Linked DNA regions of Mus musculus: region 2 is linked to region 1. A link is a loop called in an ENCODE intact Hi-C map of the cell type or tissue named here. Cell type or tissue: left cerebral cortex. All regions are shown on one strand. Each heading gives the region's core, and the rest is flanking DNA. Links, peaks and the distances in the headings are about the cores only. Region 1 holds the start of Nr2e1 (nuclear receptor subfamily 2, group E, member 1). Region 2 holds the start of Scml4 (Scm polycomb group protein like 4).

What was found. Hi-C counts contacts between places; a loop is a spot of excess contacts. Peaks named below come from ENCODE experiments on the same cell type or tissue, not always from the same donor. Only the 100,000 strongest peaks of a DNase experiment are listed, where the experiment ranks them.
Region 2: a loop joins it to region 1, with 4 times the contacts of the local background. A loop is called at or near these places in 1 of 42 quality-filtered maps.

The regions. Positions count from the first base shown.
Region 1 is chr10:42,581,881-42,586,265 of GRCm38, reverse strand. It overlaps Nr2e1 (nuclear receptor subfamily 2, group E, member 1), which reads left to right and starts at 2,676. Exons shown (of 9, transcript NM_152229.3): 1 at 2,676-3,384. The coding sequence starts at 3,360. It overlaps Gm38491 (predicted gene, 38491), which reads right to left and starts at 2,474. Exons shown (of 2, transcript NR_169130.1): 1 at 2,400-2,474; 2 at 443-2,286. In left cerebral cortex, for the core only: a CTCF peak has its summit at 2,471; DNase peaks (open chromatin) are centred at 2,615, 2,836, 3,091, 3,767 and 1 more place; H3K4me3 peaks cover 2,948 bases; H3K27ac peaks cover 823 bases.
Region 2 is chr10:42,858,036-42,862,420 of GRCm38, reverse strand. It overlaps Scml4 (Scm polycomb group protein like 4), which reads right to left and starts at 1,909. Exons shown (of 9, transcript NM_172938.3): 1 at 1,568-1,909. Gm34006 (a long non-coding RNA gene) reads left to right here. Exons shown (of 3, transcript XR_380280.4): 3 at 1-15. In left cerebral cortex, for the core only: no CTCF peak of the experiment used is centred there; DNase peaks (open chromatin) are centred at 1,724 and 2,150; H3K4me3 peaks cover 787 bases; H3K27ac peaks cover 285 bases.

The DNA.
Region 1 (4,385 bases), core at 231-4,230:
ATAACAGTCTGAGGGTCAGAGAGGTCTAGTCGCTTGCCTAAGGTTACACAGCTAGATGGGCAGGATCTGATTTCCCATCTCCTGGTTGCCTCGCTGTGCCTCTGGTAGGCCCCTTGGGAAGTCTGCCAAGGACTTCTTTCTTTCCCACATTCTGTGGCACCTCCTATGAGGCGGGCAGCGTGTTGAGGCCAGTGGATGGGAAATGAAGTCAGTCTTTGCTCTGCTAAAGATTTTTCTTTGAGCCGTGTCCCAATTAGCTTCAGTTTTTCAAAGTTTCGAACCAGGGTCCCTGTGGCCTTCAGCTGGTTGGCTCGAGCAGAGGCCAGGCAGCCCTTGGGCTTCTCTGCGCATCTAGGGGCTGTAGAATCCTAAGCACGCCAGCCTATTCTGGAGCTAGTTGCTGCCTTTACCACCGAACCAATCATGCCAGAAAGTCATCACGATGATTTCAGAACTGTATTGTGAATTATGCAAAACGCGCGGATAATTACAGTCGGGCGCCCAGAATACAGAACGCATATGCTGCGGGGTGGGTAGCCCCTTGTGGCTTTTGCCAGAATTGGATCGTTCTCTCGGTGTGGAGTGGGGGTGGGGTGTGTGCACCCGTGTCTGTTTAGTGGGCTTCTTGGCACCTAGTTCGATTAAGAGTTAGTTAGTGGCTGGAGAAAGAACATTCCAATTTTGTTTGGGGGACAACTGTGTGAGTTTGGGAGTATTTTTCACAAGTTTTGGTGTCTGTAAATGAGTCAGCAGGCACTGCAGGAGGAGTCGAGAGTTGTTTGGAATCCAGAGCAGCCAAGTCCTTCTACCTTCCAGACTGGGCACCTGAAACATCCCTAGTTCTCTTCCTGTCCACAAATCCTTAAACTTCTCCCTGAAGACAAGTCCGTGTTTAGTTCCCACCACCACTTGCCCACATCTTTGCCCACGGCAAATTAGTTCCACTTGAAGTCCTTTGTCCTTGACCAAGCACCCCCCTTCTGCCTCCACATCGCGATGGTGGTGTCTGCCACAGCAGCATCAATTGGATCTCTGGCAAGAGTTAGACCCGAGGACCAAAAGCCGAGCCTGGCACCCTGTCTCTAAAACCCTAGCCGGAAATGCCTCTCCTCTCTTTGCACTGAGTTCGAGTTTGAGCTGTGCCGCGAGCAGGGCTCGCTGGCAGCCCAAGTTGACTGTCAAAAAAAAAATGTTAATTTTCCCTCCTTGTCATCTAAAAATCCCCAGCTTACCCTATACTCGCCCTTGTTTGAAAGACCATAAAGGAGAGGTGGTATGGGACACGATCACCCGCCTCTCGGTTGTTCCAAGTGGCCTGGCCCTAAGCCTGGTAGTTGCTGTGTGTGCTGCTCTTGGTTCCTTGCCTCCCAGGCTCGGGCAATCCGGGAAAAGTTGCTTTCACGTGCTGAGGCCTGAGACAGGAGCATACAGCCCTTTCGAGTTGGGACCCGGTCCTTGGATCTGCAGGGCCAGGCAGTCACACGGGAGACTCCAACAGGCACTGCGGCCAGGTGAGGAGGGAGCTGCGGGAAGGGTGGGCTAGCGACCAGGAGGAGCGCTGTCCACAGCTCGCCAGCCCCCAGCCTCCAATTCGGTCTGGAGAGCTGGAGGCGCGACCTCTGACCCCCGGCCGGGCCCACGCCCCGAGGAGAGGCTGGCAAGCTCTTGTTCGACAAGTTCAAGCGGCGGAGGGAGCTTAAATAGAATTAATCTCTTAGAGATCGGAGATCAAGGCTCCCTCGGCGCGCGCTGTCCCCGCGCCGCGCCACGACCAAGATGCCAGAGAGCTCTAGGATTTCGGGTAGGCGACCCGGCTGGGGAGGAAGGTGGCGGAGCTCTCCAGAGTCCCCAGGCCTGCAGGGGTAAGCCAGCGACGCCCGCTGGGGACCAACCGCAGGAGGGAAGGCTTTGAGGCTTTGCCTCTCAGCTGCTCAGTACACGCAATGGAGGCGAGAGGGACGCCGCCAGCTCCGGGTTGGCCGGTTTTGTTTGCAAGAAGCTGGCGAAGCCCTCCCCGCGGCGGTGCCCAAAGCCGTCACGCCGAGGCCGAGGGACCGCAAGATCCCAGCCCAGTCCCCAAGACCGCGCACCGCGACCTCAGCTCTGGCTTTCCATAGATAGTTGCAAAATGAATAAATTACTCACCTCGGGCCAGATCCAAGTTTTACCCAACAGAAGGGGCGCGAGACCAACAATGAACCAACTCACATGGCCATGTCCGGGCGCACACAATCATACACAGACACAGCTACCCAATATCTTCCACGAATCTATCTGTCTGGCATTCTGGAGAGAGGGGAAAAGCGTTTTGAGAGAGCCCCACCACCCCTCCCCTCCTCCCTTCCCGTGAAATATAAAAATTCATATTTTTTTTATTACAAGAGCGGCTCCGTCCTCACCATCACGCACGCACGGAGCCGCTTGCCCGTATTCACTCTCAACTCGTCAGCTCCGAGAGCGCTTGCATTTTCTTTGGAAGCCGCTTGGAGGTTCATTAATATCATTAGCATTTAACCCCCTCCCTCTTCCCATCTCCTCCCCGCACATGGCTGACGTCAGACCCCGCCAGGAGTTGGGGGAAAAGCTAAGTGGGCCAGGGACGCCCTATTCCCCTCCCCGCGGCTGCCTGTCAGAGCGCTACTGGAGATATTACCAGAGACCCGGCCCGCAGCGACAGGCACAAAGTCACAGGGTAATGAACTTCGGGGACCCTTCGCCGCTGCGTGCGCGGCTGTCCCCGGAAACTCGGATCTGGCCACCTCTCCCCTTGGAAGATCTCCCAGCAATCTAGTTTCCCCTCTCGGCGCCGGGGCTCCGGCAGCGAGGAGCTTAATCTGCCTCTGAGACTGCGGCTGTGATTTTCGCCTTTCCACAGAAGATCTGCAGTCTGCAGAGAGCTGCCCACTCTGCACGCCTGTGTGGAGGGAGAGATTGGAAGCAGTACCAAGCATGGGGAACGAGGGGAAGTTCGCCTTCGTTGCTCCGTAGGAAGACCATTTCCGTGTCTCCATCTCTGTCCTTCCATATTCCCCTCGCGCTGTCCTCCCTCTTCAGCCTGCCTGTCCATCTCTCCATCTGTCTGTTCAAGACTGTGTCCACATCAAGCCGCATCCCCAGCAGCTGCAGTTTTGCTAGAGCCGGGAAAGAAACTTAAGGATGCTTACATTTCCACTGTGGAACGAATTCTGAGCGCCGGGGAGAGCAGGGCAGCGCACAACCAATAGCCACCTGTCTGTCCCGCCCGGGAGCCTCGCAGGCTGGAGGGCGGCTGGAGAGCGGCGGCGGCCGGCGGCGACGTGGGCGCCGTGGGTCGGGAATCCGGCAGTGCCCACCAACCGCTGCGCCCCGGGACCGCCAGCATGAGCAAGCCCGCCGGATCAACAAGTGGGTACCGCTCGGGCAGCCGCGGGGTCCTGGCGCGTGGCCTGGGGAGGGCAGGCTGGGAGGCCGGGATGGTCCTTCTGAGAGCTCTGAATTTGAGCCCCAGAGTAATACTCTCTCGGGCTTGTATGTCCGTTGGCCTAGCTCTCTTAGACTGTTGCGTTGGAGCGTTTCGTGCAACTGGGAGAGCAATTTCGTTGCTTCTGGATGCTAGCTCTTCCGGGTCTCCCCGGTGTATCAGGAAGGTTGCGACCCGTGGCAGCCCACCGGTCCAGCCTGCTGTTTCTATTTAGCTGCAGGTGCCGAAGGTGGGAGGGGTGAGCCAGGGGCGGGAACTGGGCCGCAGCTCCAGGCGGCCGCACAATAACGCAGCCGCTCAAAAACTCAGAGCTTGCAGCGCGCAAAAGCAACTCTGCAAAAAGCGGATTTCGAATGGAATGCTTTGCACTCCGTTTCCAGCTATTTCAAATAATCCTGCAAAACCGGGAAGCAGAAACCATTTAAAAGTCACATTTTCCTTAATCCTAAATCCGCGTAGGTCATAACTGGGGAATGTAAAGTATGGCGAGCCAGTCTAGCAAAGAGAGGACCAAATCCCTAATCCCAAGGACTTTCGGAGCGGGAGCCCAGCACCGACAGGAGTCTGCGGCCTGCTCACTCCGGACGCTTCTTCTTCCAGCTTCCTCTCCCATAGACCGCACTGCTGCAACTGATCTCTGTTGACCTCCAAAGACAGGCAGAAGTGCAGGGCAGCTGGGCGTGTGCGAGCACAGAATCTGCAGACCCTCGGAGTGCGTAGGCCTGAGCCGGCGTGGTGGGCGCCTACGCGGTACAACGGTCTCCCCGGGGCTTTCCAGTTCCCGCCTTCCACAGGCCGGAGGCTGGGAGTTCTAGGGTCTGTGTATAGTGCGCACACCCTGAAACTCGCTAGCCACCGGTGTAGTCCCCCCCCCCCCCCATAACATTTTTGGCGCTCTCTGTGAGTTCCTTCCCGCCCCCTCCCC
Region 2 (4,385 bases), core at 216-4,215, 280 kb before region 1:
GTAATTTTGGTGACACGGGTAAGACATTTAAATGTGGTAAAACAACTAAGATTTGGGATTTTGTTGGATCTGTGTTTCCTCTTATGACACAAATCAGACAGGCAGATTTGGAGAAGGTTTCTACACACACACACAGTCACAATGTTAAGAGTGAGAGAAACACATTCATGTTTTAATAGTAGTTGACAGCTATATTTTAAAGGTAGACTGTAAAGCTACCAAGCGGCTTCTCTGCACGGGGCATCAATGTTTACATTTTAGCTGCATTTTGATGCTACGCAGTGCTAGTTTTCTAGGTAATTGCCACCCAGTAGCTGTTACTCAGATCGACTGAGCCACTTCTACCAAGCAACAAGCACACAAAATGTTCCATAAAATACTGTCTAAATCAGGCACCTTCTCCTCTACAGCCATCTCCATACTTCTACATGTTCTCCAGACATTCCGTTTTGTTTTGTTCTTAATGAGAAAAAAGTCTTGAGGAGGGAAAGACATCTATGTCTCTTACCCTTCAAAAAAAAATGTTCCTTAGTTGAGAAAGGAATTAAAAACATGGAACACACAACAACCACATCTGGATCACTTTTCAAGCATCCCAGCTACAAAGCCCCATTTCTCAGAGAGCTGCTGATGGTCCTAGCCCTCTTGAGAAATGTCATGACCCTAGAAAGACAACACAGCAAGCCGCCACCTCTGGCTTATTGTCGAAAATAACGGCAAGAACTTAGACTCAAGCGCATCAATGATGAGTGAAAACTGCTAACTCAGCAGCCATACCCACTGGTCCTGTCCATCCGCAGAGCAACCTGTAGACGACACCCGGGGCTGCAGGCAGAATGAGTGGAAGCTATTTGGGGTCACATAGGACTGTGTGAGGGGAGGAGGTGACTTTGTCTTTGAACTTGGGGAAACTCCAAACATTCCATACTAACCTGTTAGTTATTTCCTCCTAAAAAAACTAATAGCAGGAACTTGCAAACAATTAATACTCTCCTTATCTATGACTGGTACATCAGCAACCAACAAAAACACATGAAATATCCCATCTGCAGCATTCAACACAAGTAAATAAAATTCAATTTGAAAACAAATGCTTTGATGAGTGCTTATATCACAGCCAATTTTAATAATCAATTTTAGGTAAATATTTGTAACCTAATCCATACTACAAATTTTAAATTAATAATACAAAATAAGACAAAATTATTATTAGGAAAAAAACCATATTCATGTTTGAAATAATAAAAAATTTGCACATATTTACATATAGACTTAAAGAGAGGTTAAGTGTATACATGTCAAAAATGGTTATAAACTGTGTTTTTACTTTAAATCTCCCTTTGATATATAGTTAAAAAAAATCAAACATTATATTTTGCATGTTAGGATCCGAAGTTTACCCACCGGGCTCAGTAGTTTTAGCACCAGACACTCGTGCATTGCCAGAGAGGCAGGCATGCAAACCCTCCCAAATAAACTAAAGCAGGTAACCTGTTGTGCCGCCAGCCCAAAGAGAAGGAGCCATACAATGTACCACAGCACACCCGCCAGCATGCGTCTCCCTTACCTACAGCTTGGTCACAGAGCCCTGACCAGGGTGTTGCTTGCTGAGGTCTGGAGTGGTGGCTTAGAAGACAGGTGACTTCCTGCACACACACTGCGAGTATGGCACAAGCTATCTTCCACCCGTGTGCTACGCCTGCCTCACAGCTAGTCGCCAGCAGCCCAGCTCGCCGCCGCTGCAAACATCTCATTAGACTAATGCATTCAGTACAGGCAGAACACTCGATTTACCATAGCTACAGCAGTGAATTTCCATTACGATGACAGCTTCAACCACATCATGTCCGGAAAACCAGCCAACCGCTGGCTTCTAAAGAACACACACACATTTTACATGCAGAAAGCGAGGACTCTGTGTGTGTGTGTGTGTGTGTGTGTGTGTGTGTGTGTGTGTGTGTGTGTGTGTGTTATTTCTTTCCTCTGTACAGACAGACCAGCTAAGAGAAATACACAGCACAGCTTTTTGTGAACAGCAGCCGCCAGGTAATGATACTTCTGCTTCTTAGATAGTTACTTCCTTGTAAGAAACTGAATTATGTCACAATAGTCAGAATGGGTGTTTCCTGCATTTCAGTTTTCATTACCCCTCCTCCGTTGCCATAGAAACCAGACTGTAACATCATCTCTTTGTCCCAGTCTTGCAGCAGTGAGGGCCACACCAGGCTTATAAGACTGTTACGATCTGACAAGGCTAATGTTTGGCTTTGGGGGGAAAAGAAGAAGAAAGAAAGAACAATGGTATACCAACAGAAAGCCTGTGTGTTGTCAGAGGTGTGGACCTGTACTGATGACACACTGTGGCTGTACCTGTTAGCTCTAAAGCTGCCTATCCTACGTTTAATCCACATCTGTGTGTGCACATCTGGAAGTGTTTCTCCATGCCCAAACACTCTTGGGACCTGCCTGGGAAAGGGCTGCTGTCTCTCCTCCATACCCACTGCCTGTCCACTAAACCAGTTTACACCAGAGAAGGTGCCTTTTCTCCTCCCTTCTTTTTATAAAGTGAGTCGAGGTTTTCTGCTGCTGACTTGACTCATCTGGGGAAATGGGATGTGTCTCAAGTGTGTCTTATAAGATACCTGGTTTACAAATACAGGCTGTCTACCGGGTTTGCTTTTAGGGACAGGGAGCATGCTTGTAGCCAGGACTGACATTAAACTAATTTGGAAGGTCTGGGTCACAGCTTAGCCAGTTACTGAGTATGAAAAATTAAAAAGGACCTACAATTTGAATGCATATGTAGTGTGAAGTAAATTTGTCCCCTCAAATTAAATAGATACAGGAAATTGATGTTTTTTTTAAGTCAAAGCATTATCCTTACTAAGAAAGAAGGAATTCCCTGGGTGGCATGTGTCCTTTCTGCCTAGGTCCGCTGCCTGCCACAGCCCTGACTCCTCTGCCCCAAGGTGGTTCCCAGGCTGGCCGGGGCCTGGCCCAGCTTGGATGGCAGTCTCCATTCCTACCAAGTGCCATAAAGAGTCAAAAATTTGTACCAACAGTGTAGTATGTGTCCCCTTTGACATCCAAGGGAATCAAAGGCTGATTAGTGAAACAAGATTGGCCCATAGAAGCTCTCAATAAATTTCTATTTTATGAAAGATACAGACAGTTTGGCCCAAGTAGAAATTATTAGGGTTATGGGACTGGCTTTGGACTGAAATTCATGATGTAGAAATGGAAAAGTAACACGTTCACAACAAAGTGCAGACTCACGCTGTTAAGGAACGTAGATGGGAAGAGACATAGAGCTCTCTCCTCATGGGAAGAGGCCTTAGGGGAGGCGGTGAGCTGCCGAAGACAGCATCATGGCTCGCCACTGACCTACAGCAACCCTTTTGGACTCGTATTTAAACTATTGAGGGTTTTTTCCTTTGGAAATAAATATGTTATAAAACTGAAGGGGAAAAGTAAAAATGAAGACAAGGAAAAGAAGGAATCCACATCCTTTATTTACCTGTTGAGTTTTGATGTTCATTCAGGAAAATACAGTCTTGGAAGTTTTGTTTTGGAGGGGGTGTGTCTGTACTTTCTTATAACTTAGTTCATTTAAAGAAGAAGCCTAAGGAAGAAGATGAGAAGGAGAAAAGAAATTAGAAGCCAGCCAGGTGTGGGCGACAAACTGTGATGTCATCATTCAGGAGCCAGAGGCAGAAAGAAATGGGCCAGCCTGGGCTATGTGGGGAGTCTCAGGGCAACTTCAGCTATAGAGTAAGGCCCTGGGGAAGAGGGAGGACACTAGGGCCTGATGGATGGTTTAAATGTGGCCTGCGCCAAGTTCCAGCCACAGCTATGGTCATACAGTCTCACACAGTGTTCCACTGAAGGGCATTTTAGATGAGCTCGGGTAACTAGTGTTCAATTGAATATGGCTCTTTCAACAAATAAAATCAACATTTCTTAAGGAATCAAACCCTATAAAGAGAAAAGGCTTTGGTAGACTCTTACTCCAACGGCCTTTGGTTTCTCTTTCCCAGGAAGATCCTGAGGGGCTCTCACTCTGATCTGCATGCTCCATCTTCATACAGACTGTGTCTGTGTGGCTTGTCCTTGAGCCAGGTGTGCCTGGGTTGCTGCTTCGACTCTCAATGGGTCAACTTGGCAATCACACATGACCTTAAAATTAACTAAAGCCAACCTGAAATATTTAAATATATATTACTGAGATTAATGGTATGTGCATGTAAGAATGTTACTCAAATTCCTTTCTTCTTAGCCATCACCACAGGCCTTAAGTTACCAATGTTTTACAAAAATATTGAATGGGTTTTTTTATTCCAAAAAAAAAATTTAAGTTAAGCATGTAAGAATAATAAAAAAAAAAT